Regions from separate parts of the Homo sapiens genome. Here region 2 is linked to region 1. A link is a loop called in an ENCODE intact Hi-C map of the cell type or tissue named here. Cell type or tissue: IMR-90. All regions are shown on one strand.

Region 1 (8,000 bases):
TACTTATAAATTATGTTTTTTCTTTGGCATTCTTAATAACTTCGGATATTTGTTTCACTGTCATTTTGAGAGAGACACAGAGAGAGAGAGAGAGAAAGAGAGAGAGAGAATGCATGTTTGCCCTTTACAGGTGAAAAAAAAACTAGGCATGAAGAGACTAAGTTGCCGAGGGTTAATGATGGAATTGCAGCTAAAAATCCAAGTATCTTTACCTTCTTATCAATCAATTAGGTACTATATGGAGAACCTCAGCATGGTGTTATATGTCATTGACATTTATGCTTTTAAGATGAAAGTACTCAATTGTTGCAGTCTATTTGAATTTCTGGCTTGGCTCTATTTCTGATTTAAAAAAATCGTAGCAGTTTTTGTAATCTTCAAATATTTTGTCTTGAATGGTATCAACTGCATTTATTTGCTCATGTTGCTGCAGACTGCAGAATTCCTAGGGAGGCAGTGTTGCCATGTCCTCACTTGGGCCTCATTTCCTCCCCTCCCTCAGCTTACAGTATATGAAGCTGATATTTCAAATGCCTGTGGACTTTTAGGGAAAGAGATTTCCAGGAAGTGCAGACCTCCTCTTCCATTTCATTTCTGACTTTCATTTCATATTTCAATTGGATGCATGGAGGCTGCCTGTTGATAGGCTAGTTGGTAACCTTCCCTTCCACACGTGTGAGTTTTAACCAAGTCTGTGCGGCAGCACCACTGTCCAGGGTGCTAAATGGATTCCTGTGTTGTAGATAAACCCCTTCAGGAATGTAGTTCCCACTGTTGGGACCCTGGATTTCTTACTGCAATCATAGTAACTGATTGCACGCTGACTCAGTGATAGCTATGTCATTGACCTTTTTTTCTCGGTGTATTTTATGAGTTAGCACAGAAGAGGGATTTTCTTTTCCAAGCATATTTGATTATTCAGGTTTGATATTTATGAGTTTGCCTTCTCTTTTAAGTTTATTGGAACTTTACATTTAAACAGTCAACATTTTCTTGAGTTTTAGATTTGTTCTATTTTTTTGGCTTGAAATTACTAATAGGGAATAATTTTATAGTTAGTTTTACAAATACAAAATATAAGTTAAACTCTAAAAGATATCTGAGCAAGGCTCTTCTTACAAATAAAAAATATGCCCTGCAATAAAATAATCTAGAATGTCTCTATTTGAAAAATATACTGTTCTTTGATCTTTCACAAACCTGACAAAAACAAGCAATGGGGAAAGGAGTCCCTATTTAATAAATGGTGCTGGGAAAATTGGCTAGCCATATGCAGAAAGCTGGATCCCTTCTTTACACCTTATACAAAAGTTAACCCAAGATGGATTAAAGACTTAAATGTAAGACCTAAAACTATAAAAACCCTAGAAGAAAACCTAGGCAATACCATTCAGGACATAGGCATGGGCAAAGACTTCATGACTAAGATGCCAAAAGCAATGGCAACAAAAACCAAAATAGACAAATGGGATCTGATTAAACTAAAGAGCTTCTGCACAGCAAAAGAAATTACCATCAGAGTGAAAAGGCAACCTACAGAATGGGAGAAAATGTTTGCAATCTATCCATCTGACAAAGAGCTAATATCCAGAATCTACAAAGAAATTAAACAAATTTACAAGAAAAAAACAACCCCATCAAAAAGTGGGTGAGGGATATAAACAGACACTTCTCAAAAGAAGCCAACAAACATATGAAAAAAAGCTCATCATCCCTGGTCATTAGGGAAATCCAAATCAAAACCACAATGAGATACCATTTCACGCCAGTTAGAATGGCGATCATTAAAAAGTCAGGAAACAACAGATGCTGGAGAGGATGTGGAGAAATAAGAATGCTTTTACACTGTTGCTGGGAGTGTAAATTAGTTCAACCATTGTGGAAGACAGTGTGGCAATTCCTCAAGGATCTAGAACTAGAAATACCATTTGACCGAGCAGTCTCATTATTGGGTATATACCCAAAGGATTATAGATCATTCTATACAGATACATGCACACGCATGTTTATTGCGGCACTATTCACAATAGCAGAGACTTGGAAGCAACCCAAATGCCCATCAAGGATAGACTGTATAAAGAAAATGTGGCACATATATACCTTGTAATATATGCAGCCATAAAAAAGGATGAGTTCATGTCCTTTGCAAGTACATGGATGAAGCTGGAAAGCGTCATTCACAGCAAACTAACACAAGAATAGAAAACCAAACACTGCATGTTCTCACTTATAAGTGGGAGTTGAACAATGAGAACACATAGAGGGGAACGTCACACACTGGGGCTTATTGGGGGGTGGGGGGCTAGGGGAGGGATAGCATTAGGAGAAATACCTAATGTAGATGATGAGTTGATGGGTGCAGCAAACCACGATGGCATGTGTATACCTATGTAACAAACCTGCACATTCTGCACATGTACCCCAGAACTCAAAGTATCATAAAAAGTGAAAAAAGAAAAATATACTGTTCTTTAACTGACCAGATAATTTTTGTACATTTCCTTAGTATTTTTATTGTGTTATTTTAATTACTGAAAATGATTTAAAACAATAGTTCCTTTTTGTGTATATAAATGTATTTGAGGTTAATTTGAATTAAAAATCAAATGGCTAACTTGTGATATGTCTATAATGTCTTGATTAACTAGTGTGGCAGGGGAGTGGGTATCTGAATTGTAAAAATTTACTAGTTAACTGAAGCTTTATCTGATTATGCAGTGAAATTGCATAGGATAGGGATGCTGACATTGGGTTTAGGGATTTGTCTGTCATGCTGTTCTTCAAATCCACAGAACCTCCATTCTGTATCATTAGAAAGAAAGCATTTTATCATATAGAGAAGTTTAGCTTCATAATCAGATCATTAATTGTAACAGCAATCCACTTTGAAGGAAGCCTCATAGTATTACAGAACTAAATTTGTGAACCTTTTCTGGAGCCACTGTTTCTTAGCTGAGTACTGAGATTTTTTTAGCAGGGTTGATGTCTTCTATTCAGGACTCCAAAGTTGATTGTGACCCAGAAGTTATTGAGGTGTTCTTCCCTTATTATCTGTGGTGAGACAGATTTTAGAATATTATTAAATAGTAAAATTTATATATCTGTGATATGTATGTATGATATGTTTAGGTAGTCACTTTTTTTTCTTTTGTTGGACATTAAAATTTTTATCAACCTTGTTGATGTGCAAGGAATTGAGAATAAAATCTAAATATTCAAACTGGCTAGTTTTCTTCTGTAGTTGTTAGTGTTAATGGTCGGCTAGTTCCTAATTTCCTGTGAACTTTTCTGATTTCTGTTGGTTTGTATCCTTGGTCAGAATCGTTCCAGGTAGATGTGACTGTTAAGACAAATGATCATTTATTTCCATGCAGATATAATTTTAACAGCTACAATTACTATAATTGTGATTTTTTTTTCTTAAAGGAAGAATTCAGGGAACTTCGAGAACAGCCAAGTGACCCTCAAGCTGAACAAGAGCTTATTAATAGTATTGAACAAGTATATTTTTCTGTGGATTCATTTGATATTGTTAAATATGAGCTGGAGGTAAACAGAATTTCATTAAAACATAACTAAGGCCTGTTTTGTTCAGTGATTGGATTTATGAGATTTGAATACTTTTTTGAGGCATTTATGTATTTTTGGTACCAGAATAGGTCTGTGATTACCACATTGTGATTAAATCAACTGTCAGCATTGTTTGGCGATGAAATTATTATTTTTTGAATGTAACTTTAAATACAACCGTTCAGGGAAACATTTCTGTATTTTTGGTTTTCAATTGTTAGTATTTAATGTGTTAGTATGCTGTTTCTATCCTATTTTATAGTATCTATGTTTAGAGAAGCTCAGACTTTTAATTACAAAATATGTATTTACATAATTGTTTAGTGATGATAAAAATTCTTATGCCATAGTGTTTATAATACTGACATTTTAAATTTATAAGAACTTTAACGAAAGTCAGAATAGTGAAATTTAGTCTTAGATACAACCAAATGCTGTATGCATATATACTTTATATGCATTATTCACAGTCAGTCCCCAGCTCAGTTTGAAGTTTCATCAGTCAGTTGACTGAGATTGTTTCCCTGTATATGGTATGCATTTTTTGGTTAGTTTCCCATACTGTCCTCTGAAAGCTGATGTAATCCAGAATGTAGTCCAACAACTGTCACACAGTAGTACTTATGGTTTGTAATATTCCAGAGGAGAAATCTGTTTTGAGTTCTATCATAAACAAATAGAGATATATCTGTGGATGGTAGAGTTGGGGTTAGGTTAGTTACTGTCTCACATTCTCCTGTCACAGGCCGTGGCAGCAGTGTCTGTCGGCCTAGGGTCCAGAGTCCCCAGTGGTAGTGGGGTTTCTCAGAAGGCAGAGCAGCAGCAGTGGGGGTAACAAGGCTGAATGAGGGGTGGAACCAGAGGGCTGTGTACTAAAGATGTATAGGCTTTTGTGGTTGGAACCTAGGAGGGAGGTTGGGAGGACAGGTGGCATGGAGGGCAGTGGGATGTGACACTGTTTTGTATGCACAGTTTGTAGTTCACTAGTCAGAAGGGTCCAGGTAAATGAAACCAAATTAAACAATTTATTTTTTCCTCTTCTTTCATGAATTTTTTTCTGTAGAAGCTTCCACCTGTTCTCAATTTGCAAGAATTAGAGGCGTATAGAGACAAATTGAAACAACAGCAAGCTGCAGTAAGTAAAAAAAAAACACATTTCTTTCTGGCAAAACTCTAGATGAAACACAACAGAGAGGTATAATGTTTGCAGATTTATGGTTTTAACTAACAATTAACATAGAAACAAATCTTGTTATTTAACATGACTGATTCAAATGATGCATTTACATTAAAAATTTAATGCGTATGGTTTTCCTTATGTTACCTTGGTAGATTTACTTCTAGAACTTGGAATTTTCTCTCTGGAATCCTAAATGTGATCAAAGAACTTTGAACTTTGTTTTAGATTAGTAAGTACCTTTAGGCTCCTTGTCATAGACGTATGATTTCCCTACCCATAGTTTTGTAACTGAGTATTCCTTTTTGTTTTTTGAGACAGGGTCTTGCTCTGTTGCCCAGGCTAGAGTGCGATTGCACGATCATGGCTCACTGCAGCCTCTCCCTCCTGGACTCAAATAATCCTCTCACCTCAGCCTCCTGAGTAGTTGGGATTACAGGCATGTGCCACTAGTCTGGCTATTTTTTTAACGTTTTGTAGAGATGACATCTCACTGTTGCCCAGGCTGGTCTTGAACTCTGGGGCCCAAGCGATTCTCCTGTCTCAGCCTCCCAAAGCACTGGAATTAGAGCCGCAAGCCACTTTGCCTGGCCCTGTAATGGAGTATTCTCTCAGAATTAATGTCCCCCTGAGATTCAGAAAGTCTGAATTGTAGTCACTAATTATGATGTTGAGTAAATCATTTAACCTCAGTGACTCCCTTTTGTTTATCAGTAAAGTGATAGGCTTGCATTTTCTTTAATGCGGTAAAATTCTCTGATTGTATAATTTCTTTATGTTAGGCTAAACCCACTTTATGAAATTCAAACTCTACTGTAGGGATTAATTAATGGTAGCATGTGTATTAATTTTTTTCAACAAAAGGACCAGTAGTAATAAGTTTATCGGTTTGAATTTAAGATATGATTTTTAATAATGCAACTGTCAAACAAAGGAAGGTATACTTTTCTATTACACTCAGAAGTCTCAGTGGGTGCTAGGGTCTGCTTGGAGGTAGCAGTGGTGGTATAGGGCAGTCTTGGGCAGGAGAAGGGATTTGAGCTCTAGAGCAGTGGTTGCCAATTCTTTTGGCACCAGGGACCAGTTTTGTGGAAGACAATTTTTCTATGGACTGGCAGGGGTGGGGTAGGGATGGTTTCAGAATGATTCAAGTGCATTTCATTTATTGTGTATTTTATTTCTATTATGGTTACATCATAATATATAATGAAATAATTATACAACTCAGCATAATGTAGAATCAGTGGAATCCCTGAGCTTGTTTTCCTGCAGTTAGACGGTCCCATCTGATGGGAGACAGTGACAGATCATCAGGCATTAGAGTCTCATAAGGAGCACACAACCTAGATTCCTTGCATGTGCAGTTCACAGTAGGGATGGAGTTAGAGCTCTTATGAGAATCTAATGCCACCGCTGATCTGATGAGAGGTGGAGCTCAGGTTGTAATGCAAGTGATGGGGAGCGGCTGTAAATACAGATGAAGCTTCGCTTGCTCACCTGCCACTCACTTCCTGCTGTGTAGCCTGGTTCCCCACAGGCCACGGACCAGTACTCTCTATTAGTAGACAATCCTGTGGAACCTTTGGAATTCTTAAAATGATATTTAGGATTAACATTGATATTTCTTCATTAATTAAAGTCTAAAAGCCATTTAAAATTTGATTTTCTTAACCTTAATGGAATCCCTCTTTCTAGACAAAAACAATGAGTGTATCTAAAAATTAATGTACGTAATTTCAAAGATGCTTGAAGCAGATTAAGAAAATGTGAAAGGATTAATGCAGTAGTGTAGTGGGTGTTCAATGTTTTGTTCTCAGTTGGCCTGGGGAAGGGGAGCCAGTTGTGTTTCTGGAGCAAACTCCCTAAATACCTTCTGTGTGTCCTGCTTCATGCCTCATGTGCTATCTCTGTTAGTGAAGTTGGCAGAGACCCTGAAATGGTGGAATTAGAGCCTCATGTTCAAAAATCATTATACTTCTAACTTGCATACGTTAATATTATTCATAGAACAATACACACAACCTTAGATATCTTCATAGCGTTCCAAAAAACATGTTTTCAGCTTTTCAGAAGTGGAGGACCAAACTACTTGCTTGTCTTCTTAGGCAACATAAAGGATCTAAAGGATACAAGCAAGTTCTTTTTCCCAGATATTGTCGCCATAAATTCAGTTGATTAAAAATCTGCTTAACAATTTCATCTTTTTCAATCAAATCCTATTCCCTTAAAGATGGTTACACTTTTTGGTTAATGTTACTTAAATCAGATAATGATACACATATTATTAACAATAATAATGACCATTTATTGAGTTTCTGTTAAGGACCAGGACCTGTGCTATGTGCTTTATTATATTACCTCTTTTACTAATTTCATAGCCCAGGGAAATGTGTATGGCCATAGTATGCCAATATCTGCTCCCAAAGTTATTGGGGAGATCTATGGAATATTCTTTTAAAAATTCAAATATAAAATATCATAGAAAGCATGAAGTTTGTTCTTTTATTTCCTTTGTTTGATTACATCTTCTTATAGGTATCTAAAAAAGTGGCAGATTTAATCCTTGAAAAACAGCCTGCTTATGTAAAGGTAGGATAATATTTGTTATTTTTTGTAGTAGAATTTTTAAATGTTTGAGTGATTTACACTTGAAACTGTTAAAATATTGTATTTTTTGTCAATAATTCTGTAGCAGCATATTGACTGTTTTTGGGTGTGTTTGTGTATATGTATGTATGTATATTTTTCTTTTTCTTTTGGGGTAATTTACCAAACTGAAGAAGCGAAGGGTTTTTATATATGATTCTAAAGTGATCTCTTGGGTTTTTCAAACTTTAGAAGAGCCAGTGAAAATTGCTCCCATTAACATTTAAACAAATAGATTCACCAATATTGACCACTCATTGGCAATATAACAATCTGGCTTTAAAATATGATAAAATTGGTACTGTCTAACTGAATCTGTGTTTTCATCGGAAAATCAGAGCCTTCAAAATCCATTGAAATGTCTACCAATGTTCAGATGACGACTTTCATTGTCAAAGCATCTTAGTAAACAGAAATCATATTTGTCATATCCTTTAATTACCTTGTGAAGTTCTCTTGGGTAGGAATTTAAACAGATATATTACTGGTATTTGTTTATTCCTGTCTACAAGAAGTTGGGTCTAGATTTCCTTACAAGCAATACTGACTAAATATTTTGTCATCTGTCATTGTGAAAATCAGTTACAAGTAGTCATTTTAAATAATT
Region 2 (8,000 bases), 54 kb after region 1:
TAACATAATATGTTGGTATTTATGATCTCATATAATCTGTAAATTTTTTCTTGATGTTTTAGCATCAATATATAATCAGCTAAGGATATTTTAAGTATGTGAGTTGGAGACAAGCTTTTAATTTAGTCCTCTAATAAAACTGTCATTTCCTATGCATTACTTTTGCAATATAGTAAAAATACTTAGTTTAGTAAACATTTGAGAGAGTTTTTCTCTCAAGGATGATAAGATATTAACTAATAAAAGTAAACATTTCTGTTTACTGTGTTAATCAGAATGGGTTCTCAAAGTTGATTATGATCATGACAATAATCCTATAATTATTTGTATTGTACATTATTTCCTCAATTCTTGTGTGCGGTGTACTTTTCTTCTCACTTTTTGGAGTGTTCATTTTCTTTTTTTAAGAACACGGCTCGATGAACTGAGAATGTTCTTAGAGAATGAGACTTGGGAACTTTGTCCTGTTAAGTCAAATTTCAGCATCTTGCAACTTCATGTAAGTGTTTCTTAAGAACAAAGAAATCTGTCTTTTAGTAATGTATTTTACCCTTTTTTTTGAAAAAAAAAATCCAGAAATATATGAAAACATTTATAAAATAAATTAAGGAGCAGTTTCTTATCTTCCTTCCTTGAAAGTCATTAGTAGCCAGCCTCTTTTTAAAGGAATGATCCTTTTATGGTTGCGAAAAATCAGTCTTACAAAATTCAGTTTACATACTTTAGGAAATCTCTTTTGCCTAAAAAGAGTTACAGTTAAAATGATATTTTTTGTTTGTTTTGAATTCAGAAAAGGGTGACTGCTGTATTTAAGTTTTGCAGATAATCAATTAGCTATATTTTGGCATAGTTTAATACAAATGCTTATTTATATTTGTAGAATATTTTTCATTTCTTAAAGGGACTAGTAGGTTCCTAATTTGTGCTGCAATTCTTAAATTTGCCTGTAATGAAAAAATGCCTCAGAAATAAAAGAGGCACTTATAAAAAATACTCTTAACTAATTTGTATTAGTTAATCAATTCCTGGAATACTTACAGAATAAGCAGTCTTTGAAAAAGTCTTTAATTGGTTTGATTTTTCCCTTGGTTGAAACACATTGTAGATAAATATTCTTGTGTGAAAGATTGTGTTCTGGAAATATCAAGTGTCAAAATGCAGTGCATATAGTTAGATCCTTGTTCAGAAAGTATGGTGTGTTTAGTTTCTGCCTTTGGAAGGAGTGGCTTTCTAGAAAGCAATTTTCTTATTCTGGATAAATGTAAAGAATACATAATTACAAGTTTTTTTTTGATAGGGATTGTCTTTATGCTCATATTGTATAATAGCTTCTTATCCAGTTTTATTATATTGTTTTCCTATTATAGAAATATTAAAAACCCTGGAACATAGCAATTAATAAATGCTTTAAAGACAGCAAAATTAATGTTAATGTTAATTAGTATTAACATAAGCATTAACATTAAATTAACATAGGATTTAAGAATTCTCAAAGATTTAAGGTAATTCCTTAACATCATTTAGAATTCTAAGTTTAACATAAATTTTAGAATATCTATTAAATAATTTTATTTGAACTCCTTTTTAACCATCAGACTGTGTGTGTGTGCTGTCACGTTGTCAAACTTAGTATAATTGTAAGACATGTTTTTTAAAAAAGGCATGTTGAAGCATTCCCATCTAGGTGAACATTATCTCCTTTAAAGTAGTTACCTTGAAAACTATTCACAGCTTAGTGTTCACCTGACATGCATTCATGTGGATTTGATTTTCTAAAAATTAGTCTCATTGATGTATATTCACTCCTTATTTAGAATTATAAAAATAATGGCATGATTCTTAGGCATTATAATATATATGATTAAATGTATAGTTGAAATGCAAAAGGAAAATAAACACATATATCATTTAATACAACAAGCCAATGTACCTTTCAAGAATTTTAAGAATACCTTTGAAGAATATCATTGAAAATGAATAAATTTAAATTTGGGATTATTCTGTTTAGATAAAAGAAAAATGTTTGTTAAATTTTGTGATAAATCATTAAATCAAGATTTTTGTAATTCAAAGGAACTTTAGAGATTATTCCAACTTTTCCTCTAATTAGCTGTGTGATGTTGAACTTTGCACTGAATCCCTTCAGACTGCCTCAGTTTCCTCATGTGGTTAATGCATGACTTAGACTGGGTCTTACAACTCTTTAGCTTAGCTAGGAGTAGAAGACACATCATATGACTTTGGCATATATGTTTGTGTTGTCTGTTTCTTGGTATATAGCGAAAAGTAAATGAAAGTTTGTAGGCGTCAATGTAACACAGATATGTACTTCATACTTTATTTCTGATGTATTTGTACAGAATATCTTAAGTGGTGCAAGCATATGAAAAAGAGAAGTGTTTAACAATTAGTTTTCATAAATGACTTTATTGATTAGGATTTTTGCTGTTCTGTTAAAATTTTTAGAAGACATCATTCAGATTTCTTAAGCTATTTTAAAAAATGATCTCTGCAGTTTCTTAAAGGAAGCCAAAAGTAGCTTGATGCAGATGATACTGTTTTAAGTGATACCATTCACTGAGTTGTCTTTAGGAAAACCTTTAGATGTGTATTTCCAAGTTTGTGCTTTTAGATAACTTGAAAGATTTAAAAGTCAATAAACTGAAGATCAAGATGTTGTTTTTCTACTAACTCTACATGTATATTGAGGGATTCGGTTTATGTACTAGAATTTTATTGTTGCTAAAGGGTATCTGGCTCCTTTTTTAACATCTAGGAATTTAAATTCATGGAACAGTCTCGCTCCCCATCAGTTTCACCTAGTAAACAGCCAGTCTCAACTTCTTCAAAAACAGTGACCTTGTTTGAGCAGTACTGTAGTGGTGGGAATCCATTTGAAATTCAGGCCAACCACAAAGATGAAGAAACAGAAGATGTCTTAGCTTCTAATGGGGTATGTGGTGTATGTGAAACATAAGTGAGTTTTTTTTATTTAAAACTGTTCTACTCAATGAACAAGGCAATTCACTACATTTACGTATCCATTTACTACCACCCTGCCTGCCTGTATACTTAATGTACCTATGCTATTACATTTATAGATGATGACTTTACAATATGCTTTGTTGACCTTGTCCTCTTGAATAGTAAATTTTCCCTTTATGTTTGCTTTATGTTCTTATTACATGATGTTCTTATCAGGTTGCTAATCAAGTAGTAGTGTAATTTCTTCACTGAATATTTACGTGATATATTATGTGAATATTATGTGATATATTGTGAGATGACGGAATAGATATCATCTACCCTTTTTCTCGACACCCTTTATGGGTCACTGATTCATTTTGTTCCATGTCCCTTTATCTAAGAGAAAGTGGTAATGTCTTGCATAGTTGCCTGGCAGGGATATTTTTTGAGATTTAGAAGTACAATGTTTTAACAACACTTTGAGGACCTCAAAAACAATATTAACTAGACGTAGTGTGAGTTAGTGGAAAGGATTTGAAGGCAAATAATGAATATCATCTTTATTATTTATCAGCTGTGTGGCCCTTGGCAAATTATTTTAACTTTGTGACCCTCAGTTTCTCCATATTTACAGGGAGAGGAATGCTTGCTTCACAGTTCCTGCATGGTGTTTTCACAGTATTTTACTTGACTTAATATTTTGTTTGATGGTTTCTTCTGATCTTCATAATTTCCATAATGACCCAATATGATTTTTATTTTTGATTTGATGAAGCTAAAGTGAAAACCATTCAGATGTGACAAAATATGTTGAAGGATTTGTCTTTATATTTTATGTTAGTTTTAGAATTTATTTTTCATTTGGTGAAGACAAAATTCATTAAGTTTAAATTGTTTCATAGTAAGCCATATTTAAAATTATGATTCAGTGATTCTTTGTGACATTTTGCCTCTGTGAAGTTGGCTTAACCGAGAGGAATTTAAAGTCATTCCAATTATTTTGGAATAATATATCTCTCTATAAAAGTGATTCATTAATTAAAACTTAGATAGCATTTGATTCTCATTATTTGCAGCAGTGTGTTCTATAAAGTTGCTGTGAATACTAAATTAGCAAATACTGAACCATTACTCCCAGAGCAAATATAGGATTAGGTTCCTGTGAGCCTCGGGTTACGACATGTTTATCAGCCCATCAGTACATAATCTGAATTCATAGCCAACAACGCTGTAACTCTTGCCTAAATGAAGCTTATCAGACACACATATTTTGTTTCTCAGGCACATCACAGCCTTCTTGTACTTAGAAACACTAGACAGCACTTCAACGCAACACTTGCAGTGGCATTCTAAACAGTTAAATCACCAACAAAAAGCACAAAAATACAAAGCACTTGGCACTAAATAGGTCAAGAAAAGGAAACTTGTTTATAGTATGAGAGCCTAAGCAAGAAGGCAGAGCATGCCTTGTTTGTATTCAGCTGGGAACATGCATGTTGGATGACTCAAAGTTTTCACTGTTCTGCACGTTTATGACTGACTCCAAAAATATCAGAAGTATTGACTTTAGGGTTACAAATAAATTTCAGTGAGTAGGCAAATTTGCAAACATTGAATCCTCAAATAATGAGTATCTATGATACGGTGTGGTCACAAACCTCTGTTGTTGTAATCAGGACATCCTAGTTTATGTAGAATACCTTTCTGCATAGCATCAGGATCACATTGTGTATAAGTATAAAGGAGTACCTGTAAGGCTTGTTTGCAGTTATTAATGTGTGATCTGATCTTTCCAGGTGCAACTTATGTCCTTGAGAATCAGGGTCCACATTTAAATACGACCTTTCATAGTGCTTTTTATTAACAGACTCTCAAAAAATAGTTGTTGAATTAGGGGGCTAAATTCTTTCCATGTTGTTATCATACTGGTTTCCTCAACTGTCATGTGGAGATAAAACTTCCTCATAGAAGTGTCTGTATGATTAAATGAGATAATTCATGAAAGCACTTAGCATAATACTTGGTTAAAAACTCAGTGTTAGCTATTACTTAATGATATTAATGTTAGCCATTTAATCGTATTAATCTATGACATTAATAGATGATGATGATGATGATGATGATGATGATGATGATGAAAGTGCTGTCACTGCTTCCTTTACTGTGTGCATGAATTCCACTGTCTTTCCCATGCTGGCATTGGGCCATGGTGCCATAAAGATGATGAAAATGTTAGGAAGACACCCTTTGTCTCAAGAGTAAATCCACCATTTTTGTCCTCATTCTCAGCAGGTCCCTGTGTTCTAAGCTTAATTTTCTAAGCTGCCCTCGGAATTAAATTTTATAGTGAATTAGAACATCAGCATGTGTGTTGCATGTGTTTATTAAGCTGAAGTAATACTTCCAGAATGCCAGAATTGGATACTGAACCTCTTTTTAATGAGTTTTATTAGCAAATTGGAAATAAGTATGGTGAAACTTCTGAGAGACTTTAAGAAAAAAAAATGCGAATGTATACTCTTTAGGCCTAGTGGAATGTTTGTTAGGTTTTGGTTTATGGCGATTTGATTTTGTTGCACATTTTCAAGCTTTTATAGGTGTAATATTTTTCTTTTGTGCTGATTGAGGTAGAATGATGAAGACAATGGAAGAATAATTAGATTCTTGGTGACAACATTAAAGCTAAATTAAGAATTTTCTTGTATTTAGCTGTTTCTTATAAAACTGAGTACTTTCACTGTGTTGAGACACCCCACGAAAAGAGGCCCTTTATACTCATTTTTTAATAACCTGTGTTTTCTTCAGTATGAATCTGATGAACAAGAAAAGAGTGCCTATCAAGAGTATGACAGTGACAGTGATGTTCCTGAGGAACTCAAACGAGACTATGTGGATGAGCAGACAGGAGATGGTCCTGTGAAAAGGTGATTGTTCTTAAATTGTGTGGTATTTAGCATTTTATCTTGTGCTCTTAACATATAGGATTTCCTTTAAGGTTAAGAAGAAACAAAAATTATTTTTTTTGGTACTTATAATGTCACCTGACAGAAGTTAGTATGTTTTAAAAAATGATTCCTGGAAGGCTAAAAATGTGTTGTTCCTCTTAACATTTCATAACTGAATTTCAGGAAAACTAAAATAGTTATATGAAAAGTTCTGCCTTGCAAAACCTTTGCTGGTATCTCACAGATCAGTTCATCTAACTGTGAACTGGATTGTTAATGTGTCAAAAAAGAAATTGATTTAGCCATTTAAAAACTTTTAAGTGGCTAGTGTTAATGTAGCTTTCCTTTGAGTTATACAGTTTGTTTGACATTGCTTTTTGTAGCAAGATTCTAGTTCCTTTTTTATGGTATCACAAAGTTAGTGATTTGTTTAAATCTGTTAAAATTACTTTATTATCTTGTTGAAAATATTGGGCATAATCAAAGAGATTAGTTTTTGCAGAGGAAAAAGCCTTTAGATTTATAAAATCAATCCTGCCTTTGGTGGCCATTTATGCTTTACATAGATAAATAAAAATCCTCAAGGAGAAAATGGTCATTTGTTTTGTATGTGGAGTTCTTGCTTCAATCTTATAAACACAGAAAGTCGCCACTTATTTCCCCTATGTCATTTTTGTTCACTATTTGAACCTTCTATCAAGGTGTCCTATTAGTGGTTGAGTTTTGTTTTATGATAAACTGACCTCTTCAAAACTATGATAATTATAAGAGAATTTTTTCTTACCTTTTGCCAGTTAAATGGGCCTGATTCTGGAATGTTAAAATGACTTGATTTCATGACTATCATACATTTAGTGACTATAGATATACTTTTTGCTTAATGATAGATTTCTTAATGATAGATTCTTAATGATAAGTATATTCTTATCGTTTAACCCTAAGCTACCTATTTAATACTGTTTAACTTGAAATCTCGACTGAAATAATTCTGTTTTCAAAAGTGAGCAATTCACGTAGTTGTAGCTATTTTAATTGAAAAAATTTGTTCTATTGGTTTTTGCGTATGTATGATATTAAGTGTCAGCATGATCTACTGTGAACTGAATAGAACTATTTTGTTGGAATTCTTTATTAGATGTGTTTTGGGAATATTTTGGCCAAAAGGAAAGGTCTATTTGAATTGAAATGTACAAGTAAGATAGTGTCTGCCAGTACATGTGTATATACCTCCATTTTTGGTAGGGTTACTGGAGCCCCCTAAACTTTTTACCCTTAAGAAGTTTGAATTGAACAAATTAGTAACTGAAGCCAATAAATTAATAGATATTATCAGTTCTAACTTGTGTCTCTTGAATTGACCAATTTTTCTTGTATTTTACCACTACCATTCTAGTTTATGCCAAAGTTATCTCTGTGCCAGATTATTAAATCAACTCCTTTACCTTGGATTCTTGTCTCTAGGCTTGCCCCATTCCAAACAACTCTTAGATCTAAATTTAGGGGTTTTTTTTTTCATAGTTACAAATTTAATCATGCTGTTTTTCTGCTTAGCTTTTAGTGACTCACCACTGTGTTCAAGATAAGGTTCATATCCCTCAGGTTTGATTGCTTTCAGAGATATCTGGCCTTTACTTGCCTCCTTTCTTGTCACTTTTCCCTCTGTTCACTTCTTCTACATGCGAACGTGGTGAACTCCTTGTACTTTTCTGAGCGCACTCTGTTCTCTCTTATCTCTGACCCTATTTTATGCCGGCCCTTTTTTCTGTGCTGACCATATAGCTTTTACTTTTCTTTTGAACCTTATGCTGCCCCGTAACCCCAAATACTGCCATCAATATTCTGTACTTAATTCACGTTCTTAGGAGGGTATTTTTTCATAAGTTTCTGAAATCAAGAAACAGTACATTTGCACCTAGATGTATTATTATCCTGGAAAATCAGTTTTTTAAAGAGATGTAGCTTTTTTAGTGGTTGATAATGTTTTATAATCGAAGAAATGCATTATGGTACTTTATTTTTTTGCTTACTTATTTCCCTTATGGATTGTAAATTTTATAAGAAGTTAATTTCTATATCTTTACCTAATGC

The links. Peaks named below come from ENCODE experiments on the same cell type or tissue, not always from the same donor. Only the 100,000 strongest peaks of a DNase experiment are listed, where the experiment ranks them.
Region 2: a loop joins it to region 1, with 4 times the contacts of the local background. A loop is called at or near these places in 2 of 110 quality-filtered maps.

The regions. Positions count from the first base shown.
Region 1 is chr7:93,249,227-93,257,226 of GRCh38, forward strand. It overlaps VPS50 (VPS50 subunit of EARP/GARPII complex), which reads left to right. Exons shown (of 28, transcript NM_017667.4): 3 at 3,427-3,549; 4 at 4,634-4,705; 5 at 7,283-7,336. Among named protein-coding and RNA genes, the nearest start is that of VPS50, 21 kb to the left of the region's middle. In IMR-90, no CTCF peak of the experiment used is centred here; no DNase peak of the experiment used is centred here.
Region 2 is chr7:93,303,052-93,311,051 of GRCh38, forward strand. It overlaps VPS50 (VPS50 subunit of EARP/GARPII complex), which reads left to right. Exons shown (of 28, transcript NM_017667.4): 17 at 409-499; 18 at 2,777-2,953; 19 at 5,773-5,891. Among named protein-coding and RNA genes, the nearest start is that of VPS50, 75 kb to the left of the region's middle. In IMR-90, no CTCF peak of the experiment used is centred here; a DNase peak (open chromatin) is centred at 4,470.